Regions from separate parts of the Homo sapiens genome. Here region 2 is linked to region 1. The links are chromatin loops, found by intact Hi-C in ENCODE. Cell type or tissue: heart left ventricle. All regions are shown on one strand. Each heading gives the region's core, and the rest is flanking DNA. Links, peaks and the distances in the headings are about the cores only.

Region 1 (10,705 bases), core at 2,681-10,680:
GACTGCTTGAGACCAGGAGTTTGCAACCAGCCTGGGCAATGTAGGGAGACCCCATCTCTACAAAAAAAAAATTATTGGGGAGGCTGAGGTGGGAGGATTGCTTGAGCCCAAGAGGTCAAGGCTGCACGGAGTTACGATGTATGATGGCACCACTGTACTCCAGCCTGGGTGACAGAGGGACAACCTGTCTCAAAAAAGAAAAGAAAAAGAAAAAGAAAGAAATGTTAACAGAAGGATGAACCCTGCAACTGTGGTATGGGCTGAATGAGGCAGGTGGTAAATGAGGCAGCCAGGCCCCCATGGAATGAAACCTCATGTGTGACTGGAAGACAGTGCTGGTCTACTACACTAGCCCATGCCACCCCAGGTCGCAGCATGTGAAGGCAGGGCCCCTGTCTCTGTGCAGGAGGGACTGGCAAACCCCAGAGAGACAGGCAGCCACGACGGACCAACCCTGAGCCAGAGAGCACACATAGGGCAGGGCCATGGTGTGTGCCCCAATTTGTGTTTTTGTGTCATATTCAGATGTAAAGAGCTTATTGATTTAGTAAGCCCTTTGGTGACATGAGCTGTCACCAACACCTGAGGACTGTGTGGGTGAGTTTGTTTCCTCTTTTTATATATTACAGTAAATAATCTTCAGCAACTATATTCTCAAACACAGGGTTCTCTGAGAAATCTCCTATGCTTATAACTAAGATTTTTAATAGAGAAGTCATGTCTATATAAAATATGTTTAAGAAAACATGACCTATTTACAAATGTTTTAGTCCAAAAATCAAAAGTTTTTAATCTAAAAATCTGTCAGTGGGGAAAAATGCCCCACTACGATCTCTTTATTTTGATGAACTTAATTTTGAAGTTTTAAAATCACAGGATTTAGTGCATAATTTGTGCATGTTCTCTTGAGAGGGGGGTCTCAGTCTCTGCTTTCTGCCAGCTTTTACTTAGTTTTTCTGTATTTATTTCTCCAATTACAGGAGTCTTTATTTATTTCCCTCATTACTGGCCATGTGAAAAAAATGTAAATACTTTCTTTTAAACAAACATATTAACAGAATTTATTGATTCAATTAAGTAGCTAACAATATGTATATTAATTTTCTTTCTATCTATCAGTATCTAGGACTGGTGTTAAGAGTCATATGAGGAATGTGTTCTAGGGTGGAGCAGGGACAATCTTTGGCTAATGTGATGTGGTGGGAGTTTCATAGTATAAACAGTGTGGATTCTAGAACCAGATACCTGGCTACAAATCCCAGTCTGTCATCTACTGAGAACAGGGCCTTGGGAAAATCATTTAGTCTCTCTGTGCCTCAATTTCCTTATTTGTCATAGAATCCACCTCATAGAGTTAAATGACTATTTGTTAAGTGCTGAGAACAGTGCCTGTCTCATAGAAAGTGCTCTCTCTTTCTCTCTCTCTCCCTCTCTCTCTCTCTCTCTATATATATATGCAAACTTCTCTGCTAAGAATGGGTAATTTGGAGGGTGTGGCTTTTGAATTGGTTCTTGAAGGTTGTACAGAAATGCTAGCTTTAAAGATACAGAATAGAGAGGCAAGAGATGAAGCGCACCGGTGAAGAGAAAGGAAGCATTTCAGGGAGCAGTAAGCCACAGATTGGCTGGACTGGAGAGGCTGACAATGAGTGTGGGTACAGGACGGACCGGTAGGATTACTAAAAGCCCCCAGCATGGGAGGAGACCGGCCCTTCCTGCTGTGAAGATGAGAGCCAACAATTTTCCACAGAACTTCACAGTATATCCAGAGCAATGCAGCCCTGTCAATGTGTTAGAGACATTAAGCAACTTTGGCTAATTTCACAACAAAGGAAGAGGTGGGGTCAGAACTGGAAGAACCCTGAGCTTCTTTATCCAGCACCAGGATTGCCTATACCAGTGGAAGTTGTTCAGTGGGAAGTTACACAATCCAGCCCTGCTTGGATGGTTAACCTGGGTTGTGGCAGTGAAGGATTTGACCGTGGGAACTTAACAGGTTGGGAGATCCTGGAGGAGTCTGTGATACAGTAGATACTGTGACATGTCACCCAGGTCCCTCTTCAGGAAAGAAGGACTTACTCCCCCTCCCCGTCAGCTATTGGTAGTGTCGCTGGCAGAAAGCCCTCAGATGCCCACTATTCTAAGAGGACCTCTTCCCCCATTCCCTGGGCAGCTGTATCCCAAGATTGGTCCTGCAGGTACCTAACTGCATGGCTTCCATGCCCTACTCAAGGCAACTCTGATGGGCCATCCCAGTTCCAGAACTCCCAGTGGCATGGGCTGAGGACTTCAGTGGGACTGCATCATAGCCCCATTTCTTTCTCTGCCCACTTCTGCTTTCCTCCCTTCCCTTCCTCATTGTTCATCCCAGGAGCAAGCCCCGATAAACTTCCTGAATGCTCTTCTCTGCCTTGGAGTCTGTTTCCTGAGGAGCTTAACCTGCCTCTGTCTGAAGAAATATCACAGGTAATTGAAATAGCCAGTTTAATGAAAGAATTCGCATAACTTTTTCACTTTGGGAGAGAGAGACATCAAAATTCAATTGGAGGCTTCAATCCTGTTCAAAATTATACTCCTAATGCATACAGGGAAGTCCCTAGTAGGATAAAGTACAGGGTAGGGGGAAGAGCAAAGAAAGATCAAAACAAAGACAAACTTTCCAGATGGGAAGTTATAAATGTGGGAGTGAAACTCAGGAAGAACAGAGAGAGTTAGAGACAGGGTCTGGGAGTCAGCTCAGCAGAGGCCATCTCTGAAGTCATGATGGTAGATGAAACTCTGAGAGGCAAGACGCTGAGTAGAGGACTCTGGCAACACCCAAGAAATGGGAAAGGCAAGAAGAATCTGTAGAGGTTAGAGAAGAAACATCATCTGCATAGAAGGATGATCAAGACCGGAAAATACCACAGAAACTAAGAGAAAAGAAAATCTCAAGGAGAGATTTGGCAAGCAGAGGTCCAGGAGAGATGTTTTAACACCACAAAGATGTTTTGCAAGAGTAGATGAGTATACATGTATGTGCCTGAGTGACAGAGGGCAAAAGTCAAAATTACAGGACAAATGGCTGGTTGAAAGAGAGGGGTGAGACTTACCAGCAGGAAAACGGGATGGTAGCTTGAGAGAAAAGAAGGGCTGAGGAGATATTTTGAACCTGTGTATAAGTTGAGGAACAGGAAGCAGGGAAGAGGAGATGCTAGAGAGAGGAGAGAGGAGCGAACCTGCTGAGACAACCCAGAGCAGGAGCTGGGAAGGAGGGAAAAGAGGAGTTAACCCCAAATCCAGGTAGAGCATCACACCTCATTCTCTGTCACCGGAGGAGAGGGAGTGGGGGATAAAGGAGATTTTTTTTTTTTTTGAGATGGAGTTTTGCTCTCATTGCCCAGGCTGGAGTGCAATAGCACGATCTCGGCTCACCAAAACCTCCGCTTCCTGGGTTTAAGCGATCCTCCTGCCTCAGCCTCCCGAGTAGCTGGGATTACAGGCATGTACCACCATGCCCGGCTAATTTTGTATTCTTAGTAGAGACGGGGTTTCTCCATGTTGGTCAGGCTGGTCTCAAACTCCTGACCCCAGGTGATCTGCCCGTCTCGGCCTCCCAAAGTGCTGGGGTTACAGGCATGAGCCACCATGCCCAGCGGGATAAAGGAGATGTTATCACTAGAGAGGAGGCTGTGTGAGAAGGATGCAGGCAATCAGATTTATTCTCAATGAAGGAGAACGGTAATAGATGGGGGTGGAGGGTAGAGGAGAGGGCATGTAAGTCAGGGAAGAGGTTTAGAAGCAGTGCTGAGAGGAATTCAGAAAGTGATGAATGGAGGTGAATATGAGTGTTGTCAAGCAGCTTCAAGGACTTGGAGGTGAATGCAGTAATCTCAGGCAGCACTCCTCAGACTCTCCCAGCCAAGTGCAACAGCCAGAGTGGAGAAAACAGGTGAGGGGATGAAGCTCTGGAGACTGGCACAGGGCTTGAGCAGACTTCAAGGCAGCAGGACTTCAGAAAGCCAGATGGACAGCTGTGAAAAGCTCAGAGATAGCCTTGGCTGAGGAGGCACAGGAAAGAGCCAAGAAAGATGTGGCCGTGAGGTCAGGAAGAAGGAGCAGGCAGGAGGGAGTGCGATAAGGGGAAATCCCATGGAGAATACGAACAAAGAGAGTGCTGAGAACGAGATCCTGAAGACACAGCTCAAGGGTCTGGAACAACATGGTATACTAATAGAAAAAGTTAGAACTTCACATCTTGTTCAAAGAGAATGTTATGGGTATGGATGGTGACTGAAAACTAATATTAAGATTCCTGTTCACAGATGAGGAAAAGAAGTAATAACTTCTATATCACAAACCTTAAAATCTTTAAGAGAACACTACTCAAGTTTATATAATTCTTGTGGATTTAATGACTGTATTTCTTTAGTAGTCATATATTTTGAAAATCATATTTGTATGCTGTTCCTAAATATAAAACAAACAGCATTTTCATGATGTTTTGCAGTTCTCTCACAACGAGTTTATTTGGAGAACTGGTTTAAGTGTAGAGAAAAGAAATTTAAAAAATTTACAGAGCTGGATGCCGTGGCTCAAGCCTGTAATCCCAGCACTTGGGGAGGCCAATGCAGGAGGACCACTTGAAGCCAGGAGTTTGAGGCCAGCCTGGGAAGCAAAGTGAGACCCCATCTCTTAAAATAAATAAATAAATAAATAATTAACTTTTTAATTAGCTGTGCATGGTGGCGCACACCTGTGCTCCCAGTTACTTGGGAGGCTGAGGTGGAGGGACTACTTGAGAACAGAAGTTTGAAGTTACAGTGAGCCATGATCATGTCTCTGCACTCCAGCCTGGGCGACTAAGTGAGACCTTTTCTCTAAAAAGAAATTAATAAATAAATAAAAATTTTCATGTTCTCAATGAGAGGATTAGCTTTTTAGGGCAGTCCTTTCAAACAGAGTAAAGGAAAGACAGCCAGAGTTTATCAAATAAAACAGCAGAACCATCTTACCCGTGCAGTTTCTTTCCTCCATGTCTAGAGCAAAGCCACTATTGCAACGGCATTTGAAGCTTCCGATTGTATTTCTGCACTTCCCATAAGTGCACATCCCAGGAAATGCTTTGCATTCATTGATGTCTAAAAGCAGAATGAAGCCAGAATGTAGAGCCGGTTGATATAAACGATTAGGTCCATCACTTTAAGTTAAAAATCTATCATGATGGACAACAGTAATGCATCCAAGTAAAAAACAGGGCTACTAAATGTTTCAGTGATCACACTGATATCACACAGGAAGTTTCAATATGGTGAAAAAGATCTTATATTCTTTTTTTTTTTTTTTTTGAGACAGAGTTTCACTGTTGTTGCCCAGGCTGGAGTGCAATGGCACAATCTTGGCTCACTGCAACCTCCACCTCCCAGGTTCAAGCGATTCTCCTGCCTCAGCCTCCCGAGTAGCTGAGATTACAGGCGCGAGCCACCACGCCCGGCTAATTTTTGTATTTTTAGTAGAGACGGGGTTTCACCATGTTGGTCAGGCTGGTCTTGAACTCCTGACCTCAGGTGATCCACCCACCTCAGCCTCCCAAAGTGCTAGGATTATAGGCGTGAGCCACCACGCCCGGCCAAAGATTCTATATGCTTAAGAAAGAGTTCTGATTCCTTTATTTCTCACTACTTGTTTTATAAAGATAAGTGGGAATAGGTAACTTTTTGCTACAGATGTAGCTATCAGGGCGACATCTCCGGTTGCAGAGGAACAAAGAGTAGAAGAGAAAGATAAGCAATCTGTTTTATCTCTTTACTTCAATGCCATCTTATAGGGGATTTATACTCTTGGGACAGAACATTGGTCACAAAACCTAAGTTTAACTGAGAAAATAAAGTGGGAAGTCAAACATTTAAAGCAAAACCAATTCTCAGAGAATGTGGAAGGCTTCCTGTTGGTGAAGAAGGACCAAGGCGCTGGCCGCAGGCAGTTACCTTTGTAAAATGGCCGCCCAGTAAGAACATCCCCTCGGTTAGCAAAGCCAGCCCCGCGGGGGCACAGCGTCTCGTATTCCTTGGTGCCAGGTTTGGGGCACTCCTCACACTCGGTGCCCCAAGCCGCCCCGACAGCACAGCAGCAGGCATCCATGCGGAACTTTCCAGGAACGGGGTGGATGCATTCATCTTCATCCCACTTCAAGTAACACTGCTCCATGCGAATATCTACACCGAGAACGAAATCACAGGGTGAGAATGAGTTGAAACATCCATTGAACAGTCACATGTCAAGCGTCTGCTCAGCACCAGGCATCATGCAGGACCCTTGCGGTGTACTGGTGGGCAAGATGCAGTCCCTGACCTCCTGGAATGGACTCCATAATGACAGTCATTTAAGGAGAACAAAGGTGAGATCCTCTTCAGTCTTAATTCTCACAAGAAACCCTCAGGAAGAAAAGGTCCTCTCATGAGATGACTGCTTCATGTCTATTACTCCTTTTTTGTATTGTTCACTTTAGAAAAGGTAAGATAATTTTAATGATAATTCTTCCTGTTCAGAGAATTGCTTCAAGTGCCTTTTAAGCAGCCCTGTCAGATCCCATTCATAAACAGTAAATGATCGGCTATAATCTATTTGCCAATTTGTTACAACTATTAAGATCACTACAAAAGAAAGTGTTATAATATTATTACATTTAAAGTTTTTTTTTTTCTCCTGCCAACTTTACCTTTTGCATCATGGTTTTTCCCTGGATTATGTGAATTTTCCGTTTTAAGGGACCAATTATTTGTTTAAATGTCACATTTTCCCTCCAACTTCAAAACAGACCAACATTTCAGTGCTTAGCCTGTGCTAGCCAGGACCTTAGAATATCTATAAACAGTCGCCTACATCTAAAAATAGAGTAGACCAGAATGGTCTATAAATAACATGTTCATCTGTTAGCAAATAGATTTATTTTCAAATCATACTAAAGCACTTGGCTGTTTAATTACAAATATGGATAATGAGTTTGGAAACGGTTCCTTAATCAAATAGCATGATTTCTTTGATAAGAACATTTTAAGACATTAAATCCTTTCCAGAAGCTGAAAACTGTCTAACGGAGGGAATGAGATCCCTGATGGAAATGTACACATAAAAATTAATGTTTACTACTTTAGTTACTGTCAATATTGATTCTTTCAAGTTCTAAAAGGTAATGAGTTACATTTCTGAGTACTGGAATTAAAAAGTTCTATTTTTTTTCTTTCTTTCTTTCTTTTGAGATGGAGTCTCACTCTGTTGCCCAGACCAGGTGTGGCGTGGTGGCTCATGCTTATAATTTCAGCACTTTGGGAGACTGAGGCAGCTGGATCACCTGAGGTCAGGAGTTCGAGACCAGCCTGGCCAACATGGCGAAAACCCATCTCTACTAAAAATACAAAAATTAGCTGGGCATGGTGCTGGGTACCTGTAATCCCAGCTACCTGAGAAAAAGTCCTATTTTTAAGGAAAAAATAACTGTGGTAAATGTTTATTTTGATTCAGCAGACTGAATGTAGATATCTACAGAAGGTGATTCTGTCTTATATATCTACATTAACACAAACCAAAAAGCCACATGCTTTGCCAGTGTGAAGTGTGATAGTAATCCAGCGTCTCATTATCACAGGGCTCTGAGGGGCTAGTCTCCTTATAGCTGGTTCCGTCCCATATGTCAGCAGCTAAGTAAGAATCTTCTCAAGATGTGAAAGTCTTATATAAGTACAGGTGGCCTAAGAACTCTGGCCTGAGTCATACTGTGAGGTTACTGAAGAAACCTGCTCAAGAAGCTCAAGACAAACTAAAAATGTACCATTTCATAGCTTATTGGAATAAACTAGGGTGAGAGGGGAAAGGCATCTGAACTATGCATGTAAAAAGTTATAACAGCCAGGAAGAGCAATCCTGTCTTTAATACTGAGACCTCTATGGATGTTTATATCGGCAATTAAAAGTCAGCACACTACTGAGAACTCTATATTTATATCAGGAATTAAACGTCAGTACACTGGCCACATAAGGCCTATCAATGCTGCGATTGTCCTTGCATGGAAATTAAAATATGAATTTGGAAACCTTTGGATGGTCCATGTTCTCTGAAGTTTGCTGCAGTCCCCACTGCTCCCTGTTGTCGCGTCACTCATTTATATGTTACATGCTTGGCTCCTGCAAGCATCTGAGTTTGGGATCCCTGATTCAGATGAGGTTCTATCAGAGCATTTACCAAAACTTTAGTTCTCAGAATACTTTACATTTTCATGTGCCAGTTGCTTCTTGAAACTTTCTCACATCCCCAGACAGAATTAATTAATATAGCATAATTCAAGTGGTGACAAAAGCATTTAAGCAAAGTACAAGGATGAAGAATCCAATATATCATCTTAGAATATTAAAAAATGCTTTTTTTTTTTTGAGACAGAGCCTCACTCTGTTGCCAAGGCTAGGGTATAGTGGTGCGACCTCGGCTCACTGCAATCTCCACTTCCCAGGTTCAAGCGATTCTCCTGCTTCAGTCCCTCGAGTAGCTGGGATTACAGGCATGCATCACCATGCCCAGCTAATTTTTATATTTTTAGTAGAGACGGGGAGGGGGGGGTTCCCCATGTTGCCCAGGCTGGTCTTGAACTCCTGACCTCAGGTGATCCACCTGTCTCAGCCTCCCAAAGTGCTGGGATTACAGGCGTAAGCCACCACTCCCAGCCATAATTTTGAATAATGTTATTGAAAATTTATTTTGCTGAGTAATAATTTACAATCAATGATATATCTTCATATATTATAGCATTTCATTATAGAAGGTAACTTGATTTCATTAGTCATTTGGCCATACTGATATTATTATTTTTGACATTTTCTTTTTTTAAAATTTCGATAGTTTTGGGGGAATATTTTGTCATTTTCAAATGATACTTATTTCTAAACATTGTAGATCACTTAAAGATAATTTTTAAAATATTTAAAAATCTGAAAGACATTTTCTTTATTTTTGTACTTTGGATATTATGTTTTCTAAATAATTTTGTATGATTTTACAGTCATGCTTCCAATCCAGATTTAAATGTGCTATCAAAAACTGAGTTAAAAATGAAATCTGTTTTAATTATAATAACTGTATGGTATTGCAAACTTTTTTCTTACAGTAAATTTTAAAAATCACTGATATGTAAATACTTTAAAGGTGATTGCATACACCACCACTATTATTTATGCTTTGTCTACATGTCTAAATTTCAAATACAAATCTATGTAAAGTTCTTTTATAAACTAAAAATTTACTGTTCCATAGCTTATTGGGGGAAAAAAAATCTCTGTAGGTAAATGAAAAATTATTGTTACATACAATGAAAATTAATAGAAATTTCTTTTTCAATCATGAAATTCAAGTTCAAACATGACACTAATAAAGAAAAAGGTCAAATCACTATTCCTATAATATGCTGTTGAAAGAAAGAGATTCATCACTACAGATCTTTAAAAAATAAACTATTAAGAAAACTTAAACTCTAATAGCAATAAAGGAAGGACCAGGATCAGTGAATGATTTCAAGCAGAAGCAACATATCTTTGCTCTTGACTTTCCCCACTGTCTTCAGGGTGTAGCTGCAATGAGCTGACAAATGTAAACTTTTAAAATCCTAGTCTCCAACTTTCCTGCTGTGTTCAACATATTCTTACTCTATTAACTCAGTGTGAAAGACTGAACCTGTCTAAATTATCTGGTTAAAGAAATGGAAGATTTTGAGATAGATTTTTGAGCAGTCCCAACTTTTGGCATGAAACAGAAACAATTTCGCATAAATACATTCACTTTTAAAACAGCCTCTAGTGATTTCCCCCTAAATATCTCATTTAAAGCAAGTTTTCTCAAGTACAAACTCTTGTGGTTTTGGACTAGCCACTGCTTAAACAAGGAAATTCATGGCTTGTTTTATACATAGAATACATGAGGGTGTGAATCTTACCCAAACATACACGGCCAGTCCCATCCAACGTAAGGCCTTCAGGGCACTCGCAATGAAAAGATCCCTTACTGTTGACACAGCGTCCATTTGGACAAACGCCAGGGAACACCTCACACTCATTAACATCTGCAGGGAAATGCAGCAAGCAGAGGAGCAAAGATGTTACAAATAGAAAAAGCAGGTGTGGTCCTACTTCCTGTATAGCATTTTCAATCCACATTCAATACAATGTGGATTATTACTTGAGTTAAACAGAAATATTCCACAACCGAGCCACCCGCTTTCCTAGGTACCAGCTGTGAAAATTACCACAGCCTTGCCTGTCCATAAAACATGGCCCAGACATGTGCCTTTCCCAGCTGTTCTGGGCCTTAAAGGCTAGCGATGTCTTCATGAAATTTACACAACTCCATAAAGAGGAGAAACGGGAAACTCTAAGCTCTTTCCTAAGAGAATTATGCTAAAGCATTTGTTGATTACATCGAGTATTTTTATTGAAATGTCAAGGTTTTTGAAAATGATAAATATCTCCAAAGTTTGAGAGTGAATGTTAATTTTACTTACTGCTCAAAAGATGTATAGTATCTTCCAAGGAAGGATACACTCACCTTCACACGTAACACCTTTAATCCTGGCAAGCCCTCTTGGGCAAGCTGTATCTGTAACAACAACAGGACAAATTTTACTTCATTATAGAATAAAATACAACCATGGTATGCTCAAGAAGAAGTATAATGAAATCTAAATGG
Region 2 (9,740 bases), core at 1,741-9,740, 59 kb after region 1:
TTCTGTACTGTGATAAATCATGTTTGCAGAGGGCAAATTAAGGTAATTTTCAAGAAAACAAAACCAGAGTTTTCTACCAAGAGTTTTTTTGATAAACAAAATGTTGAAAGAGGCACTTCAGGCAAAAGAAAAAGATCCCAATGGAAGGTTTGAGATGCAGGAAGAAATGATGAGCAAAAAATATTAAATAAGTGGGTAAATCTAAATAAGTACTAACATATTAAACAATAATGATTAAGTTGTCACACATAGGAATGGCAATATACTAGATTTTAAAAAGTTGTGAGGGGAAGATCAAAGTTTAACCACTTAAATATTCTTTTATTATTTATATATAGGCAAACATACAGGTAATTTTAAATATGCATCTTAAAACAGCTAGGATAGCCACTGAAGCAACAGAAATAAAGTACATAACTTCTTAACAAATAGGAGAAAGAGAATCGAGTTCACGGCAGCAGGTCGGGGGGATCCTGAACAAATCTAAAAGAAACCAAGAAAGGAGAAAAAAATACAAAAAAAGTAAGATAAGTAGGAAGCACAAGGACTATGGTAAAAATAAAAACAAATATATCAGTAATATAATAAATACACATGGATTTAAATCTCAACTGAAGAGACAAAGATTTACAGACTGTAAAAATAAAACAAAAAATAGATATAGGCTGTTTAAAAGAAATGCATTTAAAACATAAGGAAGAGGAAAGATTGAGAGGGAAAATACATAGTAGGTATATACTTAAAGCTTCTGCTACCAGAAGCTTTATTTTTTGGTTTATTTTGTGATACAAAACAAACCAGAGTATACTAAGATATTTTGTGATACAAAATAAACCAAAAGAAAATATTTAGAAATAGACCACAAATAAAGAAAAAAAAATAGAGTCAATACATAATTTTAAAACGGTTCAATTCACCAGGAAAATATGGCAGATACTTTTAAACATTTATCACTTATAGCATAAGATCAAACTATATAAAATAAAAAATTACTAGACTACATGGAGAAACTGAGAAATCTACCTCCACAGTGGAATATTTACATGACTTTTTCAGTAATAGATATAGTAGACAAAATTCTGTAGGTACAAAGAAAATTTGAATAGTACAGTTGTTTGATCTAATGGATATATCTACAATCTGGCACCCATCAATTGGAGAACACCCATCTTTTTCAAGTCCATAGGGAAGATTTATAAAAATAAATCATTTGTTAAACCATGAAGCAAATACTGTACCAGAATATTTCCAAGAATTGGTATCAACTGGTAATATTCTTGGACCACAATGTATGAAATGAAGTTGGAAATCAATAACAAAATAAACAAGAAAACATCCTATACTTCTAAACAATTCATGGACCAAATACAGTAACACATTTTATACATAAGGTAATATGTATAAAAATGCTGATATGGTTTGGTTGTGTCCCCACCCAAATCTCAACTTGAATTGTATCTCCCAGAATTCCCACATGTGGTGGGAGGGACCCAGAGGGAGGTAACTGAATAATGGGGGCCGGTCTTTCCCATGCTATTCTCATGGTAGTGACTAAGTCTCACAAGATCTGATGGGTTTATCGGTGGTTTCTGCTTTTGCTTCTTCCTCATTTTCTCCTGCTGCTGCCATGTAAGAAGTGCCTTTCACCTCCTGCCCTGATTCTGAGGCCTTCCCAGCCATGTGGAACTGTAAGTCCAATTAAACCTCTTTTTCTTCCAAGTCTCTGGTATGTCTTTCTCAGCAGTGAGAAAACAGACTAATATAAATGTCAATCAAAATGTTGCAAGTACTTATCAGGAATCCATTCTATACCAATCCCCAGACTTTGGGAGTATGCAATGATATTGAGAGGGGTTCACAAATGCATATTTTCATTGAACACTGCAATGTAACACTTAACAGTTTATTGGCACTACCATGATTCACATTTATGAATATGCCACTATAGCTAATAAAATCCAAATTCATTTATCATTATTACTAAATATCCAAGAACATTTTCATTATGTATGCTCTCACGAATATTAAATTATCATAATGTGAGGATCTGAAGTACATTTTTTATGTTAAAGAGAGGTCTTTAAATTAAAAAAATTAATAGCTGGCTGGGCACAGTGGCTCACACCTGTAATCCCAGCACTTTGGGAGGCCGAGGTGGGTGGATCACAAGGTCAGGAGATAGAGACCATCCTGGCCAACATGGTGAAACCCCATCTCTACTAAAATACAAAAAATTAGCCCAGCGTGGTGGCACGTTGCTGTAGTCCCAGCTACTTGGAAGGCTGAGGCAGGGTAATCACTTGAACCCGGGAGGTGGAGCTTGCAGTGAGCCGATATCACGCCACTGCACTCCAGCCTGGTGACAAAGCAAGATTCCGTCTCAAAGAAAAAATAATACTAATAATAACCATTGTTCTACACAGTTTGGAAACCTCTGGTCAGTCCTGTAATACATGTACTGAAGGAAACTAAGTCATAGGTGAGAGGGTAGAGAGGCAGCAACAGAGGACTGCAAAGTAAATTGTAACTTTTTTCATAAATTCTACAATTAGCTTTTTCTAGTAACAAAAAGGAGGCAGGCAACCTACTTCTCATTTCTTGAGCCAAAACCTACCAGGATGAGACATACACTGGTGTAGCATCTCACAGTTAAGGTCTCCAAAAAGGCATATTTCAAAGCAAATCAGAGGCTGGGAATTACCTCTCTTTCCTTTGTATGAAATTTCATGGCCCTTAGAAAGCACTGTATTAAAAAATGTATCATGTGGAAAAATATTTGAAATAAAAAAGAGGCACCTGTTAGAAACAAGAGTTGTCCAGGCACACTATTCCTTGAAACAGGGAATCATTAGGGGCAAAGCCAGATGAAAGCCTGTAAAAACAAAATCCCTCTAATGCTTGCTATATGTTTAACTGTAGAACCAATGTGTCCTAAGTAATGAAAACAAGTCTATTCCTCTAATCATTTTCTATCGCCCTTACTACATTTCCTGAACAAGGCTTACAAGGAGTCATATTTACAGTCACACCGAGAAACAGGAAGTAATTCATCTCCTCTGATTAAAATATAAATCTATTTTGAAACGTAATAAAGGTACACTTATCAGAGTTTGTTTCATAGCTTGACATTTTGTGTAAACTTGATTTAAGAGAACTAATGGTTAATTATACAATGTGATGAAAACTTGGCAAAAATTGGGGATTGTATGTTGAAATAAATGTCTCCTGTGGAATTAGGTTTGCTCATTAAGAAATGAAGGGTTCAGCCAGAAAACACCAATGAGATTAGCCCAGGTCAGAACAATAGTGATAGACAGTAGGTGTTCGGTAAATAGCAGCCATTGTCTCATGCTTGTCTCCTGAGACTGGATGCCTGCACTCACCTCTTTGATGGTCTGGTTCCAGCCTGGGCTCCCCTTGATTGATTTTGCGGATTCTTACTATTCCTAAAATACTTTCATGTTTACATTGTTTAAGAGTAACTATAGAACTAGGAGCAATGAAAAGGAACCACTGTGGATCCCAGGTTTATTTCTTCCTTTAAAATAGTGAATGACGGGCTTCTTCCTCACTGTAAGGAAAACTTCTCCTTCTAACACACTTCTTCCTTTCTTAATTAAAACTGATATCCTCATACTCTTTCATTTCTGGTTCCCTCTTTAGTTAAATAATTTTGGGTTCTCCAAGTGTTTTGTTTCAAATGCACACATGCATGTGGAATCAACAGCCAGCGTTACATAGAGTGCTGTGTAATACATAAATAATTCTGTACCTTGCCCTTTTCTTGAAAAAGGAAAAAAAAAACCCATATACTGGTCATCACTTCTGCCTCAAACTTTCTTTTATATTGGTATTATATTTTTTCACATTATGTTTTCAGGTTTTGTTTTTTCAAGAATACTCCACAGCAGTATTGTGCACTAACACGTTTGGAAAGCTTGAGGAAATGCCTTAGCATGCTGTGGCACCATCATATTACTGGAAGAATTTCTAAATGCTTAATCCCATTTTCTGAACTTAACTGGCCCTTTTGGGTCCCTGTGCTTAGGGTCCTTTCTCACCCTGTGTACACAATAGCAGCAGACACATTATCCTGCACACAGAAGTTGCTCACTGCTCTTTGCCAACGCGTTATTTATTGCTGGCTGCCAGCCATTCTTCTGTGCCTATATAACAATGTGCAAATTAGGTATTAATCATTCCTTGGACATGACCATGACAGTTACTTCCAAAATGACTTAAGGCTTATTAAGTAGTGCTATTTAAAACGCTTTTTAGAGAAATATTATTAGGTACGTTTTAACTCCTTTTTTTTTTGGAACTGGCACATGTTAGTGCTCTATGCTAAAAAACAGTTCTTTCCTGGATATATAAAAAGATGATTAAACACACTAGATAGATAAACAAATCAGAAATTTGACTTTTATATTTAGTATACAATGAAAGCGGAAAATTATCGTGTCTTATAATTAAATTGCCTGGTTAAACTCTCCTACCATGTGAAACTGTTTTCCAGCACACAAAAGAAATAGGATCAAGTTTACTGATGCTTTGTCATGTGGTATACACTCAGAATATCTGTGTTAACTAGAATAAGAAATTAAGACAAAATTCAGCAAATGTCACTTTCAGCACATGTGAGCTCTCAGAATAAAGCTGCAGATAACACGCAGTTTAGTATTAAAAAGAGCTTTAAGTTCATCCAACTCTTTATTAGCATACATGTGGTTAGAAAATAAATAGCGTGCAAATATCTCCAACATATATAATTCAACCAAATAAATTCAATCTGAGAAAATACAGACTCAGAATTTTAGAAATCAAAGATCTCGTACACATTAATATGTTAGATTAATTTTTTCTCATGTATGGAAAACACATACTTATTCCAAATGTAACATAGTTATTCAAAACATTTTTAAGCTGCTTACTTAATTATAACACTGGTTTTGTAATTCTGGAGAGCCATTCTCCCTTCCCTAGAGACCTTCCTTTGTTCCTAGTGTTCAGGATGTTGATAGTGAAATGAATGGGACTCCTGGTTAGTGCAGGACTTAGCTTTCCGAACCTCAAGTTAGCTCTTGCTTTATGAGCATCCAGGACCGTAATTCAGTGGCACGACATCATGTCCAAAGAGATGCCAAAGGCTGCAAGGCCGCTATAATCAACATGAAGTTCTTACATTCAATATCATCTCATTCATTCATTTGCTGGTTTTCCTGTTCATTCAGAAAAGATTTACTCAGCACAAACTTCTATGCAAGATGCCTATTACATAAAGCCCAGGGTCCATGAAGCTGCATAAGACAGGGCCTAACAAAGCCCACAGTCTAGCCAGTGAGTAACGCAGAAGTACCTGTGACAATGCAGTAAACCCTAAAATGAAGCAAATGAAAACATATTTCATTTCATTTCAAAATGGTGGGGCTGATTAATTTTGCCCAAGAAGAAAATGTAGTTTAGGTGAAACGGCTACAAAGAAAAGCGATACTGGCCAGAGGTCATGGCTCATGCCTTTAATTCCAGCACTTTGGGAGGTCAAGGCGGGTGGATTACCTGAGGTCAGGAGTTCGAGACCAGCCTGGCCCACACAGGAAAACCCTGTCTCTACTAAAAATACAAACATTAGCCAGCGTAGTGGTGGGTGCCTGTAATCCCAGTTACTCAGGAGGCTGAGGTGGGACAATTGCTTGAACCAAGGAGGCAGAGGTTGCAGCAAGCTGAGATGGTGCCACTGCATTCCAACCTGGGTGACACTGCATTCCAGCCTGGGTGACACAGCTAGACTCCATCTTTAAAAAACAAAAAAGGAAAAGTGATACCTATTTTGGGACTTAAAGGGTGAGCTGGATTTTAATGAGCATAGAAGGGGAAAAACAAGATGCTTCGGGCAGAGGGGGTACTGCTGGCAAAGGCATGGCAGTGTGGTCTTGTACAACAATGAGGGAAATACAAGTGTGAGGTGGCAAGTGGTTAGAGATGACTCAGGAATACAGGTTAGGTAAGGCTTTGAATGTTCAGGTAGAGACTTAGGACTTTATAACATAAGGAGGCAAGAGATAAAAAGAGTTTATCATAATTTTTTGGTAAATCAAAACTCTCCTCTAAGAAAACCCACCTTAGTAAATCATTAGGTACGTTGGTCTTATCTGAATAAAATGAGGATTCATGCTTCTTTTCCAATGCAGAACAAAAATATGAATGCAAGTTTTGTTTGACTAGAGAAAGATTTTGAAATGTAAGTGAGTAAATAAAAAGAAGTAATTTAGAAATGGGGAATAAAACGCTGAAACTTGTTTTGGCAATTCTACCTCATAACTAGTTTCATTTCTCTCTATTCTCAAGCCCCCAACCCTGCATTACAATTTGTTCTCAAAAGCCTTCAATTACTCCACATTGATTACCAAATAAAATACATGTGCTGTATTTGGTATTTCCAGAACTTCACAATAATAACCTCACTTCCTTCTCCAGGCATATTTCTTCTAGCAATATTCTAGGAGACAAGTTTCCGGAAGCCAGGTTCTACAGCACCCAGACAACAGTGTTCAATGACGACTCCCACGGCGACGTTTCTCCTAAAGAGTTGAATCTATACCTATTCCAAGCTGATTATTTTGTGTTCGCATATGCACGTGTGCATAAACATATTATTTTCCTATAGAGTTCAAGAAAATCAAGCCAGATGTAGGTAGTTGCACTAATTTTCAACTCTCATAGAAAGCTGACAGCCAAATTATAAAGTAGTTCTCCCTTATCTGCGGGGGATACGTTTTAAGATCTCCAGTGGATGCCTGAAACCTTGAATGGAGCTGAATCCAACTGCTTTCAATTTGAACACGTTTCTGTTCATATCTTCCACCCACAAATTTAATTCCTTTTCCATCTTAACTACACTTATCACACATTGTGGCTGTAACTTTTGCAGTGTGAGGTGCAATAACAAAACTAACATGAAATTCTTTTTCTTCATTCACAATTTCATGGATAGACTTGTTCTTACCATAGATCTTAGCAACCTCAGCATACGATTTCTTTCCTTTCCTTGCTAAGTAGAGAACTTCCACCTGTTCACTTAAAAGAAGTACTTTATGGCTTCTCATTTTATATATATCTGAATTGCTAGCATCAATACTCTTGGGTTCAGGGGCCATGATGAAGTATAATAAGGTCACTTGCACATAAGCACTGCGATACTGTCAGTTGGTCTGATAACTGAGATGGCTACTAAGTGACTAGTGGGTGCGGAGCCTATACAGCATGGATATGCTGGGAAAAAGAGGAGTCATACCCTGGACGGGCTGGTGTGAAAGTTCACTGTGCTACTCAGAATGATGTACAATTTAAAATTTATGAATTGTTTATTTCTGGAATGTTCCATCTAATATTTTTGAATCACAGTGGGAACTGCAGAAAACAAAACCATGGAAAGTGAAACCGTGGATAAGGGGGAATTAGAGTATTAAATGAATCAAACTTACTACACAGTGAGCCAACTGGCAACAGTAACCCTAAAATAGTTTATCTGCTCAGTTATACAGACTTAATATTTCACGAAAAATGATTTACCTAATGCAAGATAGAAACTCTGATTCATCTGTAAAACACAAACAATTCTCATTCAAAGACACGACATGAGGCTCCCAACAGACATCTTACTTCTCAAAGCAGGCTGTTAGCATGACAGTGAAGAAATCAGTCATGCTGGAGGCCCTGACATCTAGCCACAGGATCTCCACAGCCTTAAAGTGGGTAAATGGTAGTTCAGTGTCACAGTAGCACAAGAGGCTGGAGTCAGAGAGGTCAGGATTTGAATCCTGGCTCCATTCATTGGCTGCAAAACACTGGGCAAGTCACTTAACCTCTCTAAACCATATTTCTTTTATTTGTAAATTTGGAATAACTATACTTATCACACAGGGCTATTAGAAGGACCATATGACATATTTATATAGGTCCAGAGCAGGCATATCCTCCTCCTCCTCTTAATAAGAATAATAATGAAGAATATTTTATTGGACACTTATTAGAAGAAACTGAAGTGTAGAGAAGATGGTAGCTTGCCTGACTCCTCACAGCTATGAGATAATGAGGTAGTGGAGAAGCCCAGTGCCTTACACACGGTATGTGTAATATCTTAAATGACAGCTATTATTTTTACTACTACTACTGTTTCTTCTATTACTGCTATTAGTAGGCTTCTACTGTTATTTATGATGACAATATGGCATTCTGAAGGCAGGATTTGTATCTCTTATGTTCACTGCTGGATGACCTGATATATCAGTACATTTAATCAAATGAATTCAGGCCACAGTCCTTTTATTGGTGGCCTACGACTTCTAGCTTACATCCTTGACTCTGTATTTCCATCTCATCAACTCAGTTCTCTTGGGCACATGAGAATCATCAGGGAATCATCAAGACCTACAGAGATCCTGGCAGTTGGTTGCTGACATACTAACTGCCTGGTTTGGGGAGAGAGAGACACTGCCCAAACGGCCACCCTCTAGTGGACCAAACAACACCATTCTTTAAGTATTGGATTAATTTTCCTAATTCCTGCACTACATGAATCTTTAGTGCCAGTAAAGATAACAGTGCCTCTTTTTTCCTCTCTTTTTACCTATTGTCAGCTTAAAATTGGAATAGACTAGGTTAAAAGCTCAGGAAGGGAAATGTGAGGGTAGCTCACTGTGCTGTGATTATGCATCAAAAGACACTTCATAATCTCTATGCTCGCAATAAGACAGATGTCTAAGCCTTGCTCAATAACAGATTACCTTCACCATGACTGTAGCACTATTGCATCTTTCTAAATAAACAAGGGAGAGCATACAATGGTTTTAATTTGAATATATTTAAACACAAAATTAAAGGTGTCTTTTTTGTATAGTAACTATTTTCAATAGAATAAACAAGTTCTAAGTAAATAAGATGTTAATAACATTCATGATTCATAGCACAAAAGAAGCTTTAATTACTACATTCTGTCTCCCAAAGCAGATTTTAAAAAATTTTTCTCGTGCCTTTGTGTCTTTCTTTATTCCCAAAATGACTTTGACAACATAAAACAAACCCAGTTGGATTCTGAAACTGAAGTCTTTGCAAAGAGTACCTGGTCTATCAATCCCTCAATACTGGTACCGTTTACATTAAACAACTCATTCAGCCATTTCTTCAATATTTTATAATCGTTGCCATCTTCATACCTGTTTGGGCTGTTTTGTCATTATAAAGACCCAGTGTATTGAGCCTTCAAAATGCGAGGCTTACCGATGCATCGAGAGCCATCTGTTGAGGTTACATATCCACGTGGACAAACACAAAAATAGCTTCCCACGGTGTTGGAACATTCACCAGTTTCACATATCCCAGGAATGATGCTGCACTCATCAATGTCTAATCAAGGGAAGAAGGAGAAGATGATTGAGAAAGGCCTTCATTAAATAGCTTTTAAAAGAGATTTTTTTTTTAAGAGTATGAGAGCATTCATGGTTGATTAGGTCAGATCATATAACCCTGAAGATACTCTTGTTTCAGGCCCCAAAGAATTTCTCACACATATCTATGGGAACTGAGATGAAAGTAAACTCCCATGGCAGTTAAAACAAGGCCAACTAAAGCAGAACTCTATACCCTTTTTTAAAAATGCAATTTAAATTGGAAATAAGTAAAGATGTCAATGTTTTAGTTTCCATTCTACATCAACTAGGGAATTATCCTACTAGAGCCTTTAA

Evidence for each region. Hi-C counts contacts between places; a loop is a spot of excess contacts. Peaks named below come from ENCODE experiments on the same cell type or tissue, not always from the same donor. Only the 100,000 strongest peaks of a DNase experiment are listed, where the experiment ranks them.
Region 2: it touches region 1 in a loop (2.0-fold over the local background); 2 of 110 quality-filtered maps call a loop at or near these places.

What each region holds. Positions count from the first base shown.
Region 1 is chr5:128,339,391-128,350,095 of GRCh38, forward strand. FBN2 (fibrillin 2) reads right to left here. Exons shown (of 65, transcript NM_001999.4): 22 at 10,565-10,615; 23 at 9,957-10,082; 24 at 5,967-6,194; 25 at 4,995-5,120. Among named protein-coding and RNA genes, the nearest start is that of FBN2, 190 kb to the right of the region's middle. RefSeq lists an enhancer at 5,649-6,848. In heart left ventricle, for the core only: no CTCF peak of the experiment used is centred there; a DNase peak (open chromatin) is centred at 6,091; H3K27ac peaks cover 842 bases.
Region 2 is chr5:128,399,398-128,409,137 of GRCh38, forward strand. It overlaps FBN2 (fibrillin 2), which reads right to left. Exons shown (of 65, transcript NM_001999.4): 8 at 9,277-9,402. Among named protein-coding and RNA genes, the nearest start is that of FBN2, 130 kb to the right of the region's middle. In heart left ventricle, for the core only: no CTCF peak of the experiment used is centred there; no DNase peak of the experiment used is centred there.